3 separate regions of the Homo sapiens genome follow, and regions 1 and 2 are each linked to region 3. A link is an interaction called in ENCODE POLR2A ChIA-PET data of the cell type or tissue named here. Cell type or tissue: GM12878. All regions are shown on one strand.

The links. ChIA-PET counts read pairs that join two places held together with the same protein. Peaks named below come from ENCODE experiments on the same cell type or tissue, not always from the same donor. Only the 100,000 strongest peaks of a DNase experiment are listed, where the experiment ranks them.
Region 1: POLR2A ChIA-PET joins it to region 3 with 7 read pairs; 2 of 35 experiments call an interaction of 5 or more read pairs at or near these places.
Region 2: POLR2A ChIA-PET joins it to region 3 with 5 read pairs; 2 of 35 experiments call an interaction of 5 or more read pairs at or near these places.

What each region holds. Positions count from the first base shown.
Region 1 is chr18:10,384,639-10,392,638 of GRCh38, reverse strand. LOC105371989 (a long non-coding RNA gene) reads right to left here. Exons shown (of 3, transcript XR_001753348.1): 2 at 4,671-4,797. It overlaps LOC124904370 (small nucleolar RNA U13), which reads left to right and starts at 2,639; the gene lies at 2,639-2,741. In GM12878, no CTCF peak of the experiment used is centred here; a DNase peak (open chromatin) is centred at 900; H3K4me3 peaks cover 979 bases; H3K27ac peaks cover 1,387 bases.
Region 2 is chr18:11,961,914-11,969,913 of GRCh38, reverse strand. No RefSeq gene overlaps it. Among named protein-coding and RNA genes, the nearest start is that of IMPA2, 16 kb to the left of the region's middle. In GM12878, a CTCF peak has its summit at 5,813; no DNase peak of the experiment used is centred here.
Region 3 is chr18:10,478,580-10,486,579 of GRCh38, reverse strand. It overlaps APCDD1 (APC down-regulated 1), which reads right to left. Exons shown (of 5, transcript NM_153000.5): 4 at 797-1,118. Among named protein-coding and RNA genes, the nearest start is that of APCDD1, 28 kb to the right of the region's middle. RefSeq lists a silencer at 457-656 and enhancers at 3,267-3,456, 3,497-3,546, 3,567-3,736. In GM12878, no CTCF peak of the experiment used is centred here; DNase peaks (open chromatin) are centred at 3,089 and 3,489; H3K4me3 peaks cover 303 bases; H3K27ac peaks cover 1,717 bases.

The DNA of each region.
Region 1 (8,000 bases), 94 kb after region 3:
TTCAAGTTGATATTTTCCTGGTTCATGATATGATGAGTGATTTTCATTTGTATCCTGGCTAATACACACACACACACACACACACCCCCACACACACACATATATACATGCAAATAATATTGTATTACTTCATGCTATTACTGTCATTTCTTTTCTATGTATGTTATAAGCCCCCCAACACACTGTTAGTGTGTTTTGTTGTTCGGTTCTCTTTTAAAGATAAGAAAAGTTTCTACTTTATTTAACTGTATTTTTATTTGTTCTAGCACACTTTTTTCTTTGTATACATCTAAATTGCCATCTGCTGTCATTTTTTTTTTTTTAAACAGAGTCTCCACTGTCACACAGACTGAGGTGCAACGGCATAATCTCGGTTCACTGAAACCTCCGCCTCCTGGATTCAAGCAATTCTCCTGCCCGGTAGCTGGGACTACAGGCGTGCCCCAGCACTCTTGGCTAATTTTTGTATTTTTAGTAGAGACGGGGTTTCCCCATGTTGGCCAGGCTGTTCTTGAACTCCTGACCTCAAGTGATCCACCCATCTCATCTTCCGAAAATGCTGGGATTACAGTTGTGAGCCACCGCGCCTAGCCTCCATCTGCTATCTTACTCTTTCTTTCTAAAAAAAAATGTCCTCAATATTTTTGGCAGTAAATTCTCTCAGCTTTTGTTTGTCTAAAATCTCTTCATTCTGCCTTCATTTTTCTAAGACATTTTCACTGGATATAGAATTCTTGGTTGACTGATGCTTATTTTAGTACTTTAAAGATGTCTCTCCATTTTCTTTAGGCTTAGTTAACTTCTGATGAGAAGTTGTCCATAATTCTTATATATTTTTTCTCTGTGTGTAAGTTGTTCCTTTTGAAACTTTCTGGCTCTCTTCAAGATTTTCTCTTTCATTTTTGGTTTTCTATAGTTTCATTATGATGTAGACAAGTATATATTTTTTTAATCCTGCTTCAGTTTTCTTGAGCTTCTTCAATCTGTAATTAGTTGACTCTCATTAACTAAAAAATAATTATCAGCCAGTCTTTTTAAATATTTCTTCTGCCTATTCTCCTCTCCACCTTCTCCAATTTTAGGTATTTTATGTTGTCCCATAGCCTTATATCCCTTGCTGTATTTTTTCTCTTTGTTCTTTCTTTGTGTTTCACTTTGCTTAATTTCTATTTACTTATCTTTAGGTTCACGGATGTTTTATTTTGATATGTCCAGTTTGCTGATAAACTCATTGAAAGAGTTCTTCATCTCTGATACTATGTTTTTCACTTCTAACATTTTCATTTGACTCTGGTTATAGTTTATATCTCTCTGCTGACATCCACCATCTGTTCAAGCATTATTGTCTACTTGTTGTACTATAGTTTTTTAGCATATTTAACATCTGTACTTACATATTTATTTATTAAAATATTTAACATCCTTATGATAGTTCCAATATCAGATCATTTCTGGGCCAAGCTCTGTTGAATGCTTATCAGCACTGCTACAGCAAAATGTGGTGGTATAAATGCTGTCCATCATTATCAAGAAAGGAAAATGCAGTGTGAAGATAGAAAACGAAGAAATAAACCTATCATATTTTAAAACACTATGATCATAGAAAATTCAACAAAACCCAACTGAAATAATAAGAGTTTTTGGCAAGGTCAAATTTCAAAAAATTAGCATGTTTCAAAAATTTATTCATAATTCAAAAATTAATAGCATTAACAGCAATCAACTGGAAAATATTCTTAAAAAAATGCCATTCAGAATTGTGACAATATCTGTAAAGCATCAGGAATTAGCAAATAATGAATAAAAGCAATTTGGAAAAATATTAAAATTTAATTCAACTTTGTACAACAGAATCTGAATAAATAGAGAGTTAGTCATGTTCTTGGATGGACTTTTTGAAAATATCAACTCTCCCAACATTGTTTCATAGCTTCAAAACATCAATCAAATGCCAGATATATTTGTAAGGCACTTGTTAAACTTATTCTAAAATGGTTTAGGACATAATATTCTACTATGTAATAGTCTATGAAGGGTTAAGTCAACTTTAAAAAAGAGGAGCACAGAGTGGGATCTTGCTCTATGAGCCACTAAGATAAGCTTCAAAGACACAGTAATAAAAACAGTATGGCACCAGATAAGAATAGACAAACAGGCCAATGAAATGGCATAAAAAGTCGCAGACAAGATCCCTTGTATATGGGAACTTAATATATGATAAAAGTAGCAGTATAGATCAATAAAGAAAGGAACATTCAGTAGACATTTCAATGGCGTAGTGGTAAACCAGTCCCCTAAAGGAAAAAATACTTGATTTATTGATAATTCCCATGGTATAAAAACTCCCAGCACGGCCTATTTCAAACTGCCAACAATTTAGCAACCAGCTTACAAAATTCCTCAATATTTAACAATTGGCTCTTGCCACATGGCACAAGCTGCTCCAACACATCCCTGGGTGGCTTTCTTTATGGAGGAAAATAAAACCAGATTCTTACCCAACATCATTTAGAAAGAGGTGTTGCAGATGGGCAAAAGACCTAAGAAATGGAGATATTAACTATAAAATAATCAAATAATGTAGAAGAATGCAGTATTAACTTCTGGAGGAGGAACGGATTTTTAAACATAACCTTAGATCCTTTTGTGGATCATAAGCATGATGATTGGTTTTTCACACTAACGTGTGAAATGTGCCTCCTTAAAGCCTTATTATAGCATTGACATATTACCCATTGAAGGTGAAAAAAAACATAACATAACCTTAAAAGCAGAAAACCATAAGGCACAACGATTACATTAAAATTAAAAATTCATGTCCAATGAAGGATACCATGGACAAGACAAGCAGATATAAAAACATAAGAGAGGATATTTGCAATCAATACACTAAAAAAAGAGGCTAATATCTCTGCTAGCTAGGAATCTATCAAGAATAAGTAAAAGACGACACAACCAAAAAATATGTAACAAGTAATTCATGGAAGAAAAGTCCAAAAGGCTGACAAACATACAAAATGATATTCAAAATTATTAGTGATTAGGAAACCATAAACTAGAATGATAACATTTCTTTGCACTTAAATGAGAAATGTCAATTGAAAAAGTGAGAAAATGAAAATATTGGTGAAAATGTAGGAATGTAAGAATCTCATGGGCTGTTGGTGAAAATATAGACGGGCAGCCACTTTGGAGATTAATCCGGAAGTACTTAGTCAATCTAAGTATGTTTATACCCAATGACCCCGAAACTCCACCAGAAATATATTTTCTAGACTATATACCACTTCTGGGTATGTATTCTAGAAAAATTCTAACACATTCTTATAAAATAACAAGCATTAAAACCTGTTGTTTGCATAGGCATAAGAGGCAAAGTAGGTGTTCATTCCTGGATGAACAGGACAGCAACATGGCTATATATTAAAAACATAACTAAGTGAAAAAAGTAAAAAAATACCATGAGCACAATCCCTTCAGGTAAATTAAAAGTGTATGCACACAAAACAACATAGTTTTTATGAGAAGACATACAAATAATCAGATACACATAAACCACCTTATAATTGTGGCATACAGAGGAGGGAGGAATGGAAGCATGGAATGAGATCCTGTACAGGCCAACAATACCACGAGAACTCAAAGCTCGACACCTGAAGTCCCAAACAGACAAAAGAACCATCATGTGGATGATGGGTTAAAATTGTTCTACGTGGTTCTGGGAGGACATAACTAGAGTAAGAGGCTAAATTTCTAAGGGATCATAGATTTTTGCTTAATAAAAAAAAAGAGGTTTCTTGATGAAGCAATGAGTTCCTCCATATTGGAGATGTACATTAGTTGCTGAATGATCACTTAGTAGATGTTTTGGACCTAAATCTTGTGCACCTTCTGAGAGTCCCATAACTGCCTCCTGCTGTCCAAAAACATTTCCCACTTCCTGGGGCCATTTCTGCCATGATCCCTGAGCAGATTGGTGTCTGAGTTGCACCCTGGGCTCCAAGGCTCATGTGCCCAAAGGCCAAGCCCACGTGTGTCAAACCACCACTCCTCTTCCAGATATGAATCAACGTGATCTCATGTGTCTTGGACTTTCACCAAACAGCCAGTGTTGCTACTGGGAAGTGTGAGGGAAATATCTTGCCTCATGGTGAACCTTGACTAGTAAGAACTGGGAGAAGGGAGATAGCTTAGCAGACAAACATGTTTGCTTTCTTTCATCTGTGAAATACCCCCAAAGAAGTCATTAATTTCAGCAACTTCTCAGAGAAATGCTCTGTGCCCTGTGGACACACCTGCCAAGCCACTGCTGAGTTTCTTCATGGCTGTCATGAAGCAGCAGCCAGCACACCCAACCGCATGGCTCCTCTCATTCCCTTGTCTTGTTTCCTTGTACACACCTTTGGATTTTTACCTGCCAAGTTAAGGGCTAGTACTTTAATCCTTGACTCTGGCTCTGCTTTCTAGAAGACCTTTCTAAGGAGCAAAAATGTTGTCAGGTGGACTCAAGCTGGATGTGGTGATCTGTGAGGCCACTTACACCTCCAGGGGTCTAAGGTTCTACAACTGTGGCCTCATCTTCTGAACAGCAAGATTTCCCACAGGGCTCCTAATGCAATAAATCTTTTGCAAAACTGTGAATATAGGCTACCCATCTCCACTTTCCTTACCTCACATCAGATCATCAAGCTCTTCTTTATCCTTTAGGTGTCAGGGACCAAGTGAAGCTTTCAATATTTGCCAAGAGTGATGACCAGTATGTTATTACATGTAGTACTCCAAGTTCCTGCAGCCCTCCTGAAGAATGATGAAATATTAAGGATCAGTTTTTGATAAGAATACTTAAATGAGAGTCAAGACTGTGGATGGCTCTATATCCATTGATGACTAATATGTGTGTTTTTGGATAAGCTATTGAACTCTTTGTTTTTTCTGCCTTTAAAACTAGACAACATAGTGCTTGCGTGAACATATCATAGAATCGCAATGTAGGAGCTAGAAGCCTGCTACCTCTGACAGATGGGGCCGAGGAGAGGATTGGATAACTTCCAGGAGGAACTAGAGAGATGCAAGGAGTGAGAAGACAGGGAGCTGGCAAGTCTGAGCTCAAGGTTTTTATCTAGAAAAGAAGCTGAGTTTGCCTGCATACAGAGTGGGTGAGACAATGTGTTTTAAAATACCTACAGGATGCTTGGCAGATGGCAGGTGTTCACCAAGGAATAGTTAAATTTGATTCTATGCATTTTTTTTTTACAATAAGGAGGAGAGATAACGTGTATATGACCTTGTTCAGTGAGTGTTGGAATAAAGACACAGTGGTGCAGAGCCCTAAGGACTGATCATCAGGCCAAGACTGAGGACCTCAGCACAACCTTCTGGGGAAATCGTGTGGGGAGAGCCTCGATGATAAAGATGTTAGAAATTACTTGGAGGGATGCTTATGCCATGGTTCTGCTGATAAGAACAAAAGAGTGCATCTGGACCTTTGATTGTTTAGCAATGGAGCAAATTATGACTTGCTTTGAAAGAATTTGCTGGTTGAAAGCTGCTGGCTAGACTTCTTAACCATGCCATGAAATGGGACAATGGTCCTGATCTGATGAGGAACTTGAGAGTAAAACAGTTGCTGGGGACAAGATGATTGCAACTTGGGTTTCAGATTCTTACATTTCAGACAACACTAGATAAAATGTAGAGAAACTAGAGAGATCACACAGGAGGCTAATTATTGGATTCTTCAAGAAAATGGTGATTATGAATTCCCAACACAGGGAAAAAGCCTTTTCTGCAGAATGATGAGTTTTTAAGGATTGGCTTTTGAAAAGAATATTTAAATGGCAGTCAGGAGACTGGATAGTTTCAGATCCATTGATGACTAATATGTGTGTTTCTAAGTCAGTCACTGAACTCTTTGTTTTTCCGTTTTTAAAACCAGACAACATAGTACTTGCCCAAACATAGCAGAGAATCGTAACATAGGAAGCTAGAAGAGTGCCACCTCTCGCAGATGGGACAGAGAAAAGACAGAACAAATCTAAACAGATGCAATTGTTGTAATATAACCTCCAGGGTGTGGGAGGTAGGTAAAGGAAGCAGGGCCTGTGTGTTTTACTATCAACCTTGTCTTCCAAAGACAGTGTTTCTGGGAAAAGTGGCAACCTTGTCCAAGCGGCATTGTAGTGCTGACTTTTTGTTGAGTTGCTTTCCTTACAAGCTCATTCCTCAGGGATCAAGTGCTCCTGGGTTCTGGTTGCTTTTATATCCATCCTTCCCTTTCCTATTCCCCTCCCGCCCGCCACCCTTTTAAAAGCTGCTCTGGGAACAGGACCTATTTCCAAGCAATTTTGCGTACACTCGACCTCTTCTAACATTTTAGATTGTTTTTGCCAGGCTCAGTTTGGGAAGCTTTTCAAAATAAAAGAGTCATCTCTCCTGTGTAGTTCTGCTCTCTTGAGAGCAAAGAAGGGAGGCCTTTGCTCTCTAACTATGAGCAATTCCTATTGCAGAGATTTCAGGCCCAGCAGGAGGGAAATAGGAACCCCCTGCTAGATAGCCTGGGCCTGAAGGGCTGAATGGGGCCTGTTCATATTTGTGTCTCCAGTTACCTGCAGAATGTCTGGAGAAGACCTTCAGTAAGATGAGGGGTGTGCACTTTACTACCCACATTTAGAGAAATATGTAGGAATTGTTTACAGGGCTGTGACTAATATTCTGCCAAACATTAAAGTAGGGTTGCATTTATTTAAAGCAAAAGTTTTAAAAACACCCAATAAATAAGAGAAAAAGGCACAATCACCCTCCTAAATAATAACATTAGCAATATTTAATTACCTGTATTCACACTGAAATGAACAGTACTAACATGTTCATTTAAATTAAGACTGGTTCATTTAATTTATATTTATGAGTATATTTAATGGAAGGCAAGGGATACATGGCTAGCTTTCAAGAGAGGAGCCAGGGAATCTTTTGATGCCTGATGCCCCAGAAGGAGTATAGCAGACGCCTCCGAAACAATGCAGACAAACATTCCCAGCCTAGTGGCCTTTGTTCCATGTGGCCACAGTTCACCCCCTGCTCAGGACCCTAGGTTTGGGCCAGGAGGCGGCCCTGAGGGTGCTGAGACAGCCTGGGTGGGACAGAGCCCGAGGCCCTCATGACCAGAGGCTGAGGCCTGAGCCTAGGGTCACAGTGAACCTTAGCAAACCCCACGCCCAGGGCTCACTAACGTCAGCAAGGACAAGATCAGAGGTGAGGCTGGGCCCCATACAAGGGTGCAGGGTAGTGGCTGATAGCTGCTGAGTCCCCTAGTAATGACCACAGACACTACTTCAGCACTGCTGGCCATTTTGGGGACAAATTTTTCTTTAAAGTATAATTAATTAGGATTCATTGCTCCCTCCCTCCCTTTAGTAATTATATTTTATGTTTTCCCTCCCCACAAGATTCTGGAAGATCCTGAAGTGGATGCCATGAAAAAGCAAAAACGCAAAAAAGAGGGTCAGACAAAGGCTCCAGTAGGCAGACCTCAGGTCTTCATCATGCCCAGGGGGTGAAGGCCATCACAGAGAACCAGCAGACAGTGGGCTCCTAGCACAGGTGAACTCTGACTAATGATAACAACGGCTCACACTGGCCGGGGGCTTCTCTGTGCCGGGCACTACTGTGATGGTCCTATGCACAGTCACTCATTCAATACTCCCATCAAAACTTTGAAGTAAGCATTTTTTGTTGACCCTGTTTTATAGGTAAGGAAGGTGGGGTGGAGAGGGTAAGGGAACACACCCAGGGTTACAATTCTTACAAGAAAGGATGAGCTGTGATGGGAACCCAGAGCTGACTTGAGAGCTGGATTGCCGACACCACCCAGCAGTCCTTCTTGTGCATGTGATATTGGGGTATTATGTCATGTGCTTGCTCTGTGACCCAAAGCAAGTCACTTACTCCTCCCATATCTTCACTTTCTCATCACTGAAAGAAGTGGGCAGGACATAAGAGAG
Region 2 (8,000 bases), 1.5 Mb before region 3:
GCTGATTGAAGAAAGCTGGTGAATACAGAATCTCATTACGAATTTCCGTTGCTGTGAGGCCGGGCGTGGTGGCTCACACCTGTAATCCCAGCACTTTGGGAGGCCGAGGTGGGCGGATCACCTGAGGTTGGGAGTTCAAGACCAGCCTGACCAATATGGAGAAACCCCGTCTCTACTAAAAATACAAAATTAGCCAGGCATGATGGCGCATGCCTGTAATCCGAGCTACTCAGGAGGCTGATGCAGGAGAATTGCTTGAACCCGGGAGGCAAGGTTGCAGTGAGCCGAGATCGCGCCATTGCACTCCAGCCTGGGCAACAAGAGTGAAAGAAACTCCATCTCAAAAAAAAAAAAAAAAAAAAAAGGATTTCCATTTCTGTGCCGGGTGAGGTGGCTCATGTCTCATGTCTGTAATCCCAGCACTTTGGAAGGCCATGGCAGGAGGATCACATGAGCCCAGGAGTTCAAGACCAGCCTGGGCAATACAATGAGAACAATGAGACCCTATCTCTACCAAATTTTTTTTTTGTTTTTTTTGAGATGGAGTCTCGCTCTTGTTGCCCAGGCTGGAGTGCAGTGGTGCAGTCTTGGCTTACTGCAACCTCTGCCTCCTGAGTTCAAGTGATTCTCCTGCCTCAGCCTCCTGAGTAGCTAGGATTACAGCTGCCTGCCACCATGCCTGGCTAATTTTTGTATTTTTTAGTAGAGGTGGGGTTTCACCATGTTGGCCAGGCTAGTCTCAAACTCCTGACCTCAGGTGATCCTCCCACCTTGGCCTCCCAAAGTGTTGGGATTACAGGCGTGAGCCACTGCGCCCGGCCAAATTTTTTTTTAATTAGCCTGGCGTTGTACTGTGTGCCTGTAATCCCAGCTACTGGGGAGGCTGAGGTGGGATGATCACTTGCGTGTGGGAGGTTGAGGCTGCAGTGAGCCAAGATCCCATCACTGGACTCCAGCCTGGGTGACAGAGGGAGAACTTGTCTAATTTAAAAAAAAGAAAAAAGAAAAAGAGAATTTCCATTTCTAAGGCAGCCGCCACTACTAAGCACATTTTTTTTTTTTACCTTGAAGACGAATATGAGACTCAAATGAGATACGCACATTCTACTTGTCTGTGTCTTAAAAAGAAAATATTATAGTCAGCACCAAAATTCGAGTCTTTTCTGCCAGGAAAGGGACCCAATTTAAGGGGGAAAATAAATATAAATTTCAGATTTCTGCATGGATACATCCTCATGTATATCATTTGTTCATGTAGTCACTCATTCATGTACTAATTCAACTAATTCACTCATTCATGAACTAATTCAATCCAAAGTGCTAGGATTACAGGCATAAGCCACCACCTCTGGCCCAGAAATGGAAATTCTTAATGAGATTCTGTGTTTACCAGCTTTCTTCTATCAGCTATATATTCATGAAAGATGTATGGCAAATTTCTTCTCTCTCCCTCTCTCCTGTCCTCTACACACACACACACACACACACACACATACGCACACACACACACACAGAGTATTTTCTATTCTTCTATTTATTCAATGCACATTGGTCTTTGGTGGTTAGGGAAACAAGAAGGGAAAGTGAGATGTAGGATTCTATATTATCATCACTCATTTCATTGGTAGCCCTGCACACTAAGGCAGGCACCATCTAGGGTCCCAAATTGAGTTAGAAGTGTAACTGGACAGAAAAAAATACTATGTAGGATACAAGAGATGACAAGGCTGCTGGGTGGGCCTAGCAACAGATTGTCATTAGAATGGGCTTGGAAATTAGTTTGCAGAATCTGGGGAAAAAAACAGATGAGAGATGCAGAATTTAATCAGGTAACATTGTCAGATCAGTCATTGTCGTATCAGTGAGAGTAGGAAGAAAGTGAAAATAATGCCGAAGTCTATTAGGTTCCGAGGTCTTGGGCAGAAACCTCACCTTCTGTGAATTGAGATCCACTGTTCCCTGAGGGGATGAGCCTCTTATCCCTGGGAGGATGTAGCATTAAGCAAAGAAATACTAAAGGGACTCAAACTCACATGCTTAATATCTCCATGTTAAAGAACTATCGGTATACAGTTGGTAGGTTCTAAGGGGTTCTTACAGGTAAGTTTTGCAATTCAAGTTAAAATATGTAATTGAGGGCTGGGCGCGGTGGCTCACACCTGTAATCCCAACACTTTGGGAGGCCGAGGCGGGTGGATCACAAGGTCAGGAGATCGAGACCATCCTGGCTAACACGGTGAAACCCCGTCTCTACTAAAAATACAAAAAATTAGCCGGACGTGGTGGCAGGCACCTGTAGTCTCACCTACTCGGGAGGCTGAGGCAGGAGAATGGCGTGAACCTGGGAGGTGGAGCTTGCAGTGAGCCGAGATAGCACCAATGCACTCCAGCCTGGGCAATAGAGCGAGACTCCATCTCAAAAAGAAAAAAAAATATATATATATACACACACACATATATATATACATACATACATATATATACACATATATATACATATATACATATATATATACATATATATGTAATTGAATGTGTGTGGTTTGTTCCTTTTGTTGTTTTTTTTGTTTTTGTTTTTGTTTTTTTTGAGTCGGAGTCTCGCTCTGTCACCTAGGCTGGAGTGCAGTGGCACGATCTTGGCTCACTGCAACCTCTGCCTCTTGGGTTCAAGCAATTCTCTGCCTCAGCCTCCCGAGTAGCTGGGATTATAGGTGCCCACCACCATGCCCAGCTAATTTTTGTATTTTTACTAGAGACGGGGTTTCACTGTCTTGGCCAGGCTGGTCTTGAACTCCTGACCTCGTGATCCACCCGCCTCAGCCTCCCAAAGTGCTGGGATTACAGGCGTGAGCCAACGCACCCGGCCATTCCTTTTGTTATTTTAGAGACAAGGTCTCATTCCATCCCTAAGGCTGGAGTGTAGAGGCTGCAGCTCACTGCAGCATCCAACTCCTTGGCCCAAGCGATCCACTCACTTCAGCCCTCCGAGTAGCTGGCACTACAGGTGTGCACCACCACCTCCAACTAATTTTTAAATTATTTGTAGAGACAGGGTCACCAATTGCTGGACTCAAGTGACCCTCCCACCTCACCTCCCAAAGTGCTGGGATTACAGGCCTGAGCCACCACACCCGACCAAATTTGTGATTTTAAGATGAGATTTTACTAAAACATTTAAATTAAATTAAATGTTAAAACATTTAAGTGAGGCCAGACGTGGTGGTTCATGTTTGTAATCCCAGCACTTTGGGAGCTCGAAGCGGGCAGATCACCTGAGGTCAGGAGTTCAAGATCAAACTGACCAACATGGCAAAACCTCGTCTCTACTAAAAATAAAAAAATAAAATAAAAATAAATTAGCCAGGCATGGTGGTGCACGCCTGTAATCCCAGCTACTTGGGAGGCTGAGGCAGGAGAATCACTTGAGCCCTAGAAGTGGAGGTTGCAGTAAGCCGAGATTGTGCCACTGCACTCCAGCCTGGGCAACAGAGTGAGACTCTGTCTCAAAAAAAGAAACTAGCATTTAAATGACCTTAAGTTCACCATATTAATGCATTTAATTTGTAATTATCAATGTTATTTAAAAATTTTTGGCCAGGTGCAGTGGCTCACACCTGTAATCTCAGCACTTTGGGAAGCCAAGGCCAGAGAATTGCTTGAGCTCAGGAGTTAGAAACCAGCGTGGGCGACATGTCTCTATTTATTAAAAAAAATTAATAATTTAAAACTTGGAAACATTTTGTCTAAGTGAGACGATTGAAGTGCTTAAAAGTAAATTATTAAATATATAAAAGCATTTAATATGTTAAAGCACATGTAACAATATTTGCAAATAATCAAATTATAAAAATCACTATTAAAAGTGATTGTTGGCCGGGTGCGGTGGCACACGCCTGTAATCCCAGCACTTTGGGAGGGCGAGGCAGGTGGATCACCTGAGGTCAGGAGTTCTAGACCAGCCTGGCCAACATAGTGAAACCCTGTCTCTACTAAAAATACAAAAATTAGCTGGGGGTGGTGGCAGGCGCCTGTAATCCCAGCTACTCGGGGGGCCAAGGTATTAGAATCACTTGAACCCGGGAGGCAGAAGTTGCAGTGAGCTGGGATGGTGCCATTGCACTCCAGCCTGGGGGACAAGAGCAAGACTTCATCTCAAAAAAATAAAAAAAAAAGTGATTGTTGGCCGGGCGTTGTGGCTCACACCTGTAATCTCAGCACTTTGGGAGGCCGGGACGGGTGGAACATCTGAGGTCAGGAGTTTTAGACCAGCCTGACCAACATGGTGAAACCCCGTCTCTACTAAAGATGCAAAACTTAGCCGGGCGTGGTGGTGCACGCCTGTAATCCCAGCTACTCAGGAGGCTAAGGCAGAAGAATCACCTGAACCCAGGAGGCGGAGGGTGCAGTGAGCCGAGATCGCGCCATTGTACTCCAGCTTGGGCAACAAGAGCGAAACTCCGTCTCAGAAAAAAAAAAAAAAGTGATTAAAAAAAAAAATTTTTTTTTGGCCGTGCGTGGTAACTGACGCCTGTAATCACAGCACTTTGGGAGGCTGAGGCAGGCGGATCACTAGGTCAGGAGATCGAGACCATCCTGGCTAACAAGGTGAAACCCCGTCTCTACTAAAAATACAAAAAATTAGCCAGGCGTGGTGGCATGTGCCTGTAGTCCCAGCTACTCAGGAGGCTGAGGCAGGAGAATGGCGTGAACCCCGGAGGCGGAGCTTGCGGTGAGCCGAGATTGCACACTGCACTCCAGCCTCGGAGACAGAGCAAGACTCTGTCTCAAAAAAAAAAAAAAAAAAAAAATTTGAGACAAGGTCTCACTCTGCCACACAGACTGGAGGGCAGTGGGTTCACTGCAGCCTTGAACTTCCTGGGCTTAGGTGATCCTCCCACCCCAGCCTCCCAAGTAGCTGGGACTACAGGTGGATGCCACCACACCCAGCTAATTTTTGTATTTTTTTTGTAAGGACACGGTTTCACTATGTTGCCCAGGCTGGTCTTGAACTCCTGGGCTCAAGCAAAATGCCTGTCTTGGCCTCCCAAAGTGCTGGGATTATAGGCATGAGCCACCATGCCTAGCCAATTGTTAAAATTTGCTAGAAGGAATGTGAATGAAGTGGAACTAAAAACTCTTTTAAAATCAAATATTAATTTTTAAGACCAAGGCATCTCCGAATAATTTTTCCTCTGCACAGAAAAACATCCTCAAGGGTACTGAAAAATGTACTGACTCCTAAAACTCTCCCAAATGTATTTCTCTGGGAGTGGTGGTAGTAGGGGAACCATCCCTGAGGCAGAGAACTGAGTATATTTTATTTCTATTTATAGGAGAGTTCTACTGAAGTTGTTAATAAAGTTAACTTCTAAAGTCAATTCTACTGCTTCCATATTTGGAAAAAAAACCCTCCGTGTGTTCATGAGCATCATTCTCAAGTCATCTGTATTCCAGAGCTGAATTCACCTTTTGTTTGGCTATTTGCAAAGATTTCTAACATTTCTAACAAATGACATACATAAACCCTAAGATTGCTCACATTTTAGGCTTCTTATTTCACACGTGTGCAGTTTTATACTAATATTAACTTTGTGTTCCTATAAAAATGTTTTGCTTACAACAAGGGCCTGTTTCCTAGCATTCTGAATAGTTTTGTGATGAAGGGTGAAGACTTTTGGAAAAAGCTCAAAAAGAGAAAGAGAGAGCAGTCCCTATATCTCAGGAGAATGAGCAAGGAGATGCATTCTGAGGCAACAGTGTTAAGGTTAAGCCAGAGTATGAACACTGAGGTGTCAGCATCCTCCCAGCAGGAGGTGCATTACCAGAGCTAGCCAGGGGCCTCTTGTCTTGGCTACTGGAGAGCGTGAGGAGTGAGAGCACCAAACCATGCTAATTCCACAGGCTACCGACCTGAAGGGCCTCCCAGACTACCCTGGGGAAAGCTGTAAATGTGCTGCTAGGCTTCAGATTTAGGTAGGGCCAAAGAGAACACGTTCCTTATTTTGCAAAGGCAAGCACATAGAAAGTAACCATCTAGGCCAGGTGCGGTGGCTCACACCTGTAATCCCAGCATTTTGGGAGGCCGAGGCAGGCGGATTGTGAGGTCAGGATATCGAGACCATCCTGGTTAACACGGTGAAACCCTGTCTCTACTAAAAATACAAAAAAAAAAAAAAAGAAAGAAAAAGAAAAAATTAGTTGGGCGTGGTGGCATACGCCTGTAGTCCCAGCTACTCAGGAGGCTGAGGCAGGAGAATTGCTTGAACCCAGGAGGTGGAGGTTGCAGTGAGCAGAGATCGTGCTACTGCACTCCAGCCTGGGCGACAGAGCAAGACTTTGTCTTAAAAAAAAAAAAAAGAATAAAGAAAAAAAAGAAAGTAACCAAAGTAACCATGCACTCACTAGGCATGGTGGCTCACACCCAGTACTTTGGGAGGCCAAGGTGGGAGGTCCCCTTGAATCCAGGAGTTTGAAACCAGCCTGGTCAACATAGCGAGATCCATCTCTACAACAAAAAAAAATAAAGAAAGAAAGTAAGTAACCTGGAAGGATTCTGAAACTCCCCTAGCAGGATGGTCAAGGAGTTTATATCTCTTTATGCTTCACTTTGCTGGAGAAGCAACTCAGTACCACTGGTATTTGTGCCACAATTACTTTAAAGGTATCTAAAATTAGTATCCACCCCCCACACCATACATATAAATTATGCAAACATAAGTAGGTGATTGGAAACATTTATTTTTAGCCAATTTTGCAAAATTAAAAGACCAAAGACATTGTCAAACTAGTAGAGTGAGCCTAATATGCCTTAAATGAATAAAGAGGATTCAAATGAGAAATACAAGAAAATACAAATAGTAGATGATGCATTTAGTTAGCAATGATTTGTTGTTTAAACAAAAATATTGTTTTGGATCAACTTGTTCTCAACCAAATTATTTTGGATCCAGTGATCTGACACACAAAATGCAAATGAGGAAGGGATGCAAGCCAATGATCCAGAATAGGATCAGATTTTCCAACGGCATAATGTAAACTTTGTCCAAAGGCTCATGGGACTTTCAGTGGGTGGATTTAATGTTGTGGGGGGAGGGGGGGCAGTGCAAGAGGAGGGATAAAGGGTCAGTGCTGCCAGGACTTGTCTAGTCCTTCCACACCCTCTAATCATGATCTGCAGGCTCTTTGCAGCCTGAAAGATCCTCTGACTGATAATATTGTGGCTCTGATAATCCTATGACATTACTAACTCCTGGTTGCTCCAAGAAACTTTCCTTCTTTATCAAATTCCAAGCTTCTCCATAAGGAAGGCTGTAGCAGGAACAGAGAGATGTATGCAGTACTGAAAACAGCAGTGGCAGAAATGATTCAAAGCTTTCTTGCCTTCTAAGAACACCAAAAATTAAATTTATTTAAGAATAAATATCCTGAGACTGCTGGGAGGGAGAAAAGGGCATAGAGACTTGTTTTAGAAACATGATTTATCAGGCAAACTGCGCACTGTCCCCTTTTTAATGGCTCAGGATGTTGCAGAAGAATGGAACATTAGTATATTATGCTGAAATTTTGGTTGGGCGCGGTGGCCCACGCCTGTAATCCTAGCACTTTGGGAGGTCGAGGCAGTCAGATCCCCTGAGGTCAGGAGTTTGAGATCAGCCTGGCCAACATGGTGAAACCCCGTCTCTACTAAAAATACAAAAATTAGCTGGGTGTGGTGGTACGTGCCTGTAATCCCAGCTACTTAGGAGGCTGAGGCAGGAAAATCACTTAAACCTGGGAAGCGGAGGTTGCGGTGAGCCGAGATCATGCATTTACACTCCAGCCTGGGCAACAGAGCGGGACTCAGTCTCAAAAAAAAAATATATATATATATATATATTATAATATATTATAATATATTAATATGTAATATACATTAATATATTATAATATATTAATATGTAATATATTAATATATAATACATAATATACATTATACATAATATAATACATATATACTATAT
Region 3 (8,000 bases):
CCCACCTCCAAGCAGGTGACAACCTCTCAATTACACGACAAGCTCAGGGTTGGAAAGGACAGCTCTGAGCACCTGAGGTGTCACTAACACCTCTTTATTGCTCACTCAGGAAAGCACTGTGGCATGCAAGCAAACGCAGTGTTATTAGAGGGGCAGCATGGAATCTGCCAGAGTTGTGTATAAAGAACACAAAGTGCAGACTTGAGATTTCTTTTTTTGTTTTTTAGAGACAGGGTCTTTCTCTGTTGCCCAGGCTGGAGTACAGTGGCATGATCATATCTTACTGTAGCCTCAACTTCCTGGGCTCAAGCGATCCTCCTAGCTCAGCCTCCAGAACAGCTGGGACTACAGGCACATGCCACCACATCCAGCTAATTTATTTTATTTTTTTATAGAGTTAGGGCCTCACTATGTTGCCCAGGCTGGTTTCAAACTTCTGGCCTCATGAGATCCTCCTGCCTTGGTTTCCCAAAGTGTTGGGATTACAGGCATGAGCCTCCGCACCTGGCCAGAGATTTCATTCCCAGTAACATCCTCCCTGGCTGGCAACTTCCCACAGGCAGTGGCGTGGACTCCTCTCGCATTCAGGCCTGCAAGTGGAGGCTGTCCACCTGATCCATTTTGAGCAGGGAGAAACTCAGAGGGCGTTGGGAAGGACTGAGGCAGAAATGACTCCCCAATTTCTTTCCTGGGAACTCAGGCAGAAAAGAGGTCCTTTCCCTCAGCTCTGCCTCCACAAAAATGTCACAGGGCTGTTTATTGGCTGTGATACTGGGACTTGAGATGGGAATCCTACCTTTGAACACGAACTCGGTGCCTCCCATGACCCTGGACGAGAGGACGCCGCGGCTGTAGCGGCCCCGGGCGTAGATGGAGAAGGTGGGGTGCTTGCACACCGGGTCTGAGTAGTGGTAGTAGTGGCCCTCCCAGGTGTTGTTGTTGTCATGGAAGATGAAGTGGCGGGTGAGGAAGAGGACTTCGGGGCGCACCTCACAGCGCTGGCTCACCCACTCCCCGTGCAGGCCGATGGTCAGGTCTGCCTTTGGGGGCAGGATGGGAGGGTGGTGCTCGTCTGACCGATAGATGATCCGACAGGCGATGCAGGCATGGTCGTGGTTCTGAAGCCAAGAAACAAACACATTCAGAGGCCTCTATCTTCCCAAGGGAGCAGTGCACACATGCTTCCGGCAAATGGGGTCTCACCAGGCACCAGATCACCATCACTGACAACCTCGACACCAAGAACCAACTGGAATCATGCTCCGGGCACAGACAGAGGTGAGAGTGATGTGTGAGTGCACACGTTTGCCTGACAGTACAGACCTATGCAAACATTTCAGGTGTGATGTGGACACTTTAGAATCCTATTAAGTTTTCAGACCACATGCACTGGACACTTGATTTCAAAAAGAAATGATGGCAGCACCTCACACCCATTAGGATGGCTACTATCAAAAAATGCTATCAAAAAATCACAAGTTGGCAAGGATGTGAAGAAATTGGAACCCTTAAACACAGCTGATGAGAATATACAATGGTCCAGCCACTATGGAAAACAGTAAGGTGGTTCCTCAAAAAACAAAACAAAACAAAACAAAAAACAACAAAACAGAATTACCATATGACCCAGCAATCTCACTTCTGGGTATGTACCCAAAAGAGTTGAAAGCAGGGACTTGAATAGATATTTGCACACCCATGTTCACATCAGGGTTATTTACAATAACCAAAAGGTAGAAGCAACCCAAGTGTCCACTGACAGATGGATGGATCAACAAAATGCGGTCTATCCATACAATGAAATACTCTTCAGCCTTAGGAAGGCAGGAAGTTCTGACACCCGCTACAATAGGGATGAACCTTGGGGACACCCTGGTAAGTGAAATAAGCCAAACACAAAAGGACACTGTATGATGTCACTTATATGAGGTTCCTAGAGTGATCAAATTCATAGAGACAGAAAGTGGAATGGTGGTTGCAGGAGCTGGAAGGGGGGGACAAGGAGTGGTTTAATGGGACTAGAGGTTCAGTCTGGGAAGATGAAAAAGTGGATGGTGGTGATGGTTGTATAATAACATGAATGCGATCAGTGCCACAGAACTGCACACTTAAAACTGGTTAAACGATACATTTTACATTATGTGTATTTTACCACAATTAAAATTTATTTTAATAAAAAAAGTTAGGAGACACAAAGAAAAATAAAAAGGCCAGCGCTCCACTGGCTGTGGATGAAATGGAGTTGTGTAGGAAACGCAAGGTCCTTTAGAAGAGGGAATGGAGGAGGCGGCCCGCAAGAAGGGAGAGCTGGAAGCTGCGGAGCAGCAAGCACACGCGCACACTGCCCTCTGTCCCGGTCTGCCCGCCTCCAGGTTCAGAAGGTTTCTGCGTTCCTCATCTGCTTCCTGCTTTCTCAGCTTTAAGCAAGACGGCCACAGCTCTGACCTTCCAGAAGACCCTCTCTTGCCTGGTCTATTTTATAACACGGACACAGCAGGGAACAAGGGCTGTCTAGGTTTGTGGCACAGAAAGGCCTCTCTGGTGAGAGGTGCACACGTCAGAGATGCTGGAAGTCAGGGCACAGGGTGCTTGAACACAGTGCCAGTGCCTCGCTGTCTGACCAAGGTCTTCAGACACCTCTGAGCCCGGGCTGCCTCCTCCTGCACCTGGGTCATCCCTCCGCTATTCTCCTTCCACCCAGGGGGTGCAAAGCTGGTAGGCTAGCAGAACGCTGACCACTAGCAGCACGTGCCGATCGGATCAGGCTGTGGTAGGGAGGTAGAAGTTGGTAGCTCAGTGTTCTGGGGACGGCTGGGCCACCCCAGCCCCGTGCTCCCATGCCATCAGTTCATGGCCTCACATCTGTCCTGTGGCCAAGGCTGAGGGGCACCCACTGACTGGGCAGGCACACACTTGTTCTCTAGCAGTTCTCTAAAGTTGGAGATCTCAGTCACCAGGGTCTTTGGGTTTACAGCCCTCACTCAACATGTGATTTCGTTGTGGTCGCTGTTTGGTTTCCCAGAGAGGGCAGGAAGAGCTGTGGGCTTCCCAGCTGCTGCTCACTAACTTGCGCTGCTGCTGTGTGCATTAGATGGGCATAGAGTTGCACTTCAGGCGAGATAATGTTTCCTTTGCTAACATGGTTTGTGGCTTGTAGACAATTGGATCAAAGAGCTGCAGCATTGAGATGAAGGCCAAGTCCTGGGCGTCCCCAAGCTCTACGTGCATTTTTTGGCCTGCAGTTTCCTACAGAGGGCTTAGGGGCACACGGAGAAACTGCCTGCAACCTGTGCTCAGCAGTGAGCTGCCCTCTGCAAGTTACAGGAGAAATGGAGATGAGCTCCTGCATGAGGCCCATTAGGCCAGAGCTTAATTACGTCACGGAAAGATGTCTCCGGCCAGTTCCTGGGGGCCAAGGCCAGCCCCGGCCGCTTCACAGCTGGTGATTTTGGGCAAGCTATTTATTTCTCTCCATTTCAACTTCCTCATTTTTACAATGGTGATCATTATACTTACTTGCATAACTGCTGCAAGAAATGAACAGCAGATTAAGGTGGTTCCCACTCAGTGCACCCACTTGGTGTGAACATTAAATAAAGGCCTTTCTGACACCCTATGTGCCACTATCTTTCAAATGCACCTTAAGGTGAAGAAAATACAAACTGAGTTAAAAGAAAGCATCACTGAGTACGGTAGCTTTGCCTTTACGTTTCCTTGGTCAACTACTATGGGGTAAAGGTTCCAGAGTTTTCACCTTAACAAGAGTTCTGATATTCAAAACACAGGATGGAAAGTTAGTATGACATAGTGTGCCCAGCCCAGGGCTCCTGCATAACTGCTGGAACAGTCACCATTGAAATCAGGCCTGTGGTCCTGGTGTGGGGACCAGTGACACCCCCTCTGACACTGGCTGGGAACTTGGATTCAAATCACGAAAACTTCACAGCCAGGAAGGTGGTGTTCTCTTGTGATGCCTGTTATCAGACACAAGCTGTGCAGGAGCCGGCCCCTGGCTCAGCACCACCTACAGGTGAGCCCAGCACATGCTGAAATAAGAGAGGCCACATGAAGCACTCGTACCATCAGGGTAACAAGAAGCGCGGAGTCAGATCTTCCCGTCAGCCAGGAGGAGCTGCGCACTCCTACCATTTGCAGCTCATCGCTGGTAGTGGCTACCCCCTCCGCCTGGGCAGGTCCCCAAAGCCTAGCTGGCAGCCCCGCTTCCCCAACCCCAGCCTTCAGCTCCCCTCTGCGCCATTCCCCACAACTTGGTTTGCCATCTGTAATTTGGGAATTTAAAAACATCAGTTGCAACTCCTTCATTTCTGGTCATTCTAAGGAGGTGAGAGTCTCAATTCCTGAAAAGATTTAATTTGTCAAATACCAGGATCAATTCAGGAAGAGCTCAGAGAGCTTCTAAGGTGGGGGTGGGAGAGAGAAATGAAATAAGGGACGTTAGTTCTTGCAAGAGATGCTTCTGGGATGACGTCGAGGAGCAACTGCTGTTTGGCTCAGACAAGGCAAAGGCTCGGGGGAGGGGAGGGGGCACTGCTGTCGCCTGGGCTGTTCCAGAATGAGTGTTTTCAGAGGTGCTTTCCTTTAGCAATAATGAGGCCGGGGTCCTGAGCTCCGAGACGAGGACCCAGTGGGACTTGGTCACTTCAGGAGGTTGATGGTCCTGGCTGAAGTGTTGCTGTTCCATAGCAGAGAAAAGCAGGCCAGGCACGGTTTTTGTGTTTTTGTTTGTTTTTTTTGTCTTGTGGAGAGCACAGGCGCAGGGAGGCTTGTTTTCCATCAGGTGGGCCTGAGAATTTAGGGAGGGTGCAGGGAGTGGGAGAAACCTGGCTCTTGGGTATTGGTCTTGCCAAATCCCTAAACTAGATGCTTTTTTTTTTTTATTACTGTGTTTAAAAAAATACCTAACATAGAATTTGCCATCTTAGCCATTTTAAAGTATATTCACACTGTTGTGCGGCTACCCCTGGAACCTCTTCATCTTCCCCAGCTGAAAATCTGCACCCACTAAACACTAACGCCTCATTCTCTCTCCTGCCCCTGGAAACCTCCATTCTCCTTTCTGTCTCTGTGGATTTGACTATTCTAGGTGCCTCATCTGAGGGGAACTATCACTATTTGTCTTTTTGTATCTGGCCTGTTTCACTTACTATAAGCTCCTCAAGTTTTATCGATGTTGTAAAATGTGTCAGAATTTCCATCCTTTTAAGGCTGATATTCATTGTATGACTATTCCACATTTTGTTGATTTATTCATCTGTCGATGGACATTTAGGTTGCTTCCACCTCTTGGCTACTGTGATTGATGCTGCTAGGACCATGTTTGTTCAAGTCCTTGCTTTTAATTCTTTTGGGTATGTACCCAGAAGGAGAATAGGTGGATCAATTTGGTAATTCTATGTTTAATTTTTGGGGGGAACCACCGTACCATTTTCTGGAGTGGCTCAATCATTTTACATTTCCATCAGCAATGTATAAGGTTCCAATTTCTCCACATCCTTCCCAATACTGGATATTTTCTAGTTTTGATCGTTTTGTATTTTGTAATAGCCATCCTACTGGGTAAACTGATAGCTCATTGTGGTCTTAATTTACATTTTTCTTTGCCAATTTTTTTTATTTTTTATTTTTTTTGGTTGTTGACTAGTTACCTTTTTTTTTTCTTTTTTTGAGACAGGGTCTCACTGTTGGAGGTGGGAAAGAGAAAGTCTGGGGGTTGCCCAGGTTGGAGTGCAGTGATGTGATCTCAGATCACTGCAACCTCCACCTCCCAGGCTCAAGCAATCCTCCCACCTCAGCCTCCCAAGTAGCTGGGACTACAGGTGTGCACCACCATGACTGGATAAATTTTTTTTTTGTATTTTTTGTAGAGACGGGGTTTCACCATGTTGCCCAGGCTGGTCTCAAACTTCTGAGCTCAGGGCAATCTGCCTGCCTCAGCCTCCCCAAGTGCTGGGACAACTCTTTAGCAGTCATGAAGAAGCCAAAGTTATCATAACAAGCAGAGTTGTTTCTGGCCTCTGTGGATACTGTCAACGAGGGGACAATTTTAGCTACCGTTGAATAAGGAGACACCTCTGTATTGTAACAAATTTTAAAAATATCATTTATGCTAATTCTCATAATCTTTGGCCTGAATAAAAATTAGAGACCTACAGGCACAACTACAGAGAAGCAGAAATTAAAGCCTGTATATTGTATTCATTCTAAAGTTTCTCTTTTCTGAGATGTTTTTCGGAAACAGTATTCTTCCAAGATGGATACATGGAAAGAGAATTAGATATGCAGTTTTTAAACATGATGAGTGATTGGTACTGTGGAGTATCATTTGCTCCGTAAAATTATTCCCTCTTTTTTGGGGATCCATGTTCCAAGACATGACTCTCATTTGAGAAGTGTCCTCTCCCAGGCTCACCAACTTGGCTTCCACGGCATCCCCTTTCCCCGAATCTTAGAAAGGGCTATTTAAAGCCAGAGCTTCTGTACCCAGAAGATTTGAAGGTTAAAGCAGAGGAACCAGAAAGTGTTTCCTTGTTGCTATTCTTTACACACACTATAAAAAGCTTTCATCAGAAAGGGGAAGGGAGAAAAAGGATCCCATGCAAATAATCTCTGGAAAAAAAATTAAACTTGTTCTAAAAATGAGAAAGAAACTTATACTTTATAAATGAGCAATGTTCTAGGCAAAGAGTGGGGTTCTGCCTACTCTGCTCTCTGATTCCTGCTTAGCTCCAGGTAACAAGTTAAATAGCTACAGCTTGCATTTACAGGATATTCGAGTCTCGGAGGCTCAAGTACAGCATCTCCTTAGACTTTACAACCTCCCAGGAGACCATGGGTACATTTTACAGACGAGGCAACTAAGGCACCTGGAGAGAAAAAGTCAGATGACTTTACAAACCCAAAGTGGAGCCAGGATGGTAATTTGGTCTTAGGACTTGCTGAGTGCTGCCTCCTGGCCAGAGCTGCCTCAGGCTGCAGAGAACAGACGTTTCCCCAGCAAGGACTCCAGCCCAGGAAAAGGTCTTCTCCGGCTGATGACTGATGGGGATTCTCCAGGCTTTCTCTGTTCCCTGCCACTGTTTATTTCTGGAAAGGTGGTTCATCAACATCTGCTGACAGTATCTGTTTGTTTTCGCCATCTTCCCAGAATGGAAGAAATTACTTGATGTGATCTTGTGAACAGATCAACTAAGGAAGCAGGCTGCATGAAACACAAGCCTTCAAAAGCAGTGTTCCTTGAGCTAAAAGTTTTGTTCAAGAAGGAGGAAAAATGGGAGTAGATGATGGAAACTTCCTTTCCTAGGGTTTTGTTCCCTCGGATAAAAAACACACAAATGTTTCTCACAAAGAAACCTGCAGTGGCCAATGGCCCACGTTGAAAACTTTCTTTGTAACTGCGATGTGCCAAGTATTTGATTAAATTTCTGCTGTAGATAACCCTGCAGGTACATCCTTCTCGGGTCTTCTGTATTACGAGTCCTTTGAGGCCAAGACCAAGTGTTCTCTCTTTGTCATATTTCCCATGACATCCAGGAGAGAGTTGCACAGGGTTCTCGGCTAACAGGCAAACGGAGAGAAAGCTGGCATTGGACATGTAAAGAATTAAATGGAGTAGCTAGCATTCATCACAAATGATGGGCGCCCACCTGCCTTGTGGGAGGGAACTCGGGGTGCTTTTCCTATCTGGGATTCTAGGAGCTTGTGAATTGGGGCTCATTTTGATCATCTAAAGGGAGCATGATGATGCCACTTTCAGAAGGAAGTGGGTGAAGAGCTGTGGCTTTAGGTACAGACTGCCCAGGCAGGCTTGCTGTCTATCCAACACACTGAATGTTTGTGTCGCCTCAAAATCCATGTTAAAATCCTTACCACGAATGTGAGGAAATTAGGAGGTGGGGCCTGTGGGGGGTGACTAGGTCATGAGGGTACAGCCCTTAAGAAGGGGATTAGTGCCCTTATAAAAGAGGCCTGAGAGTTCTCCA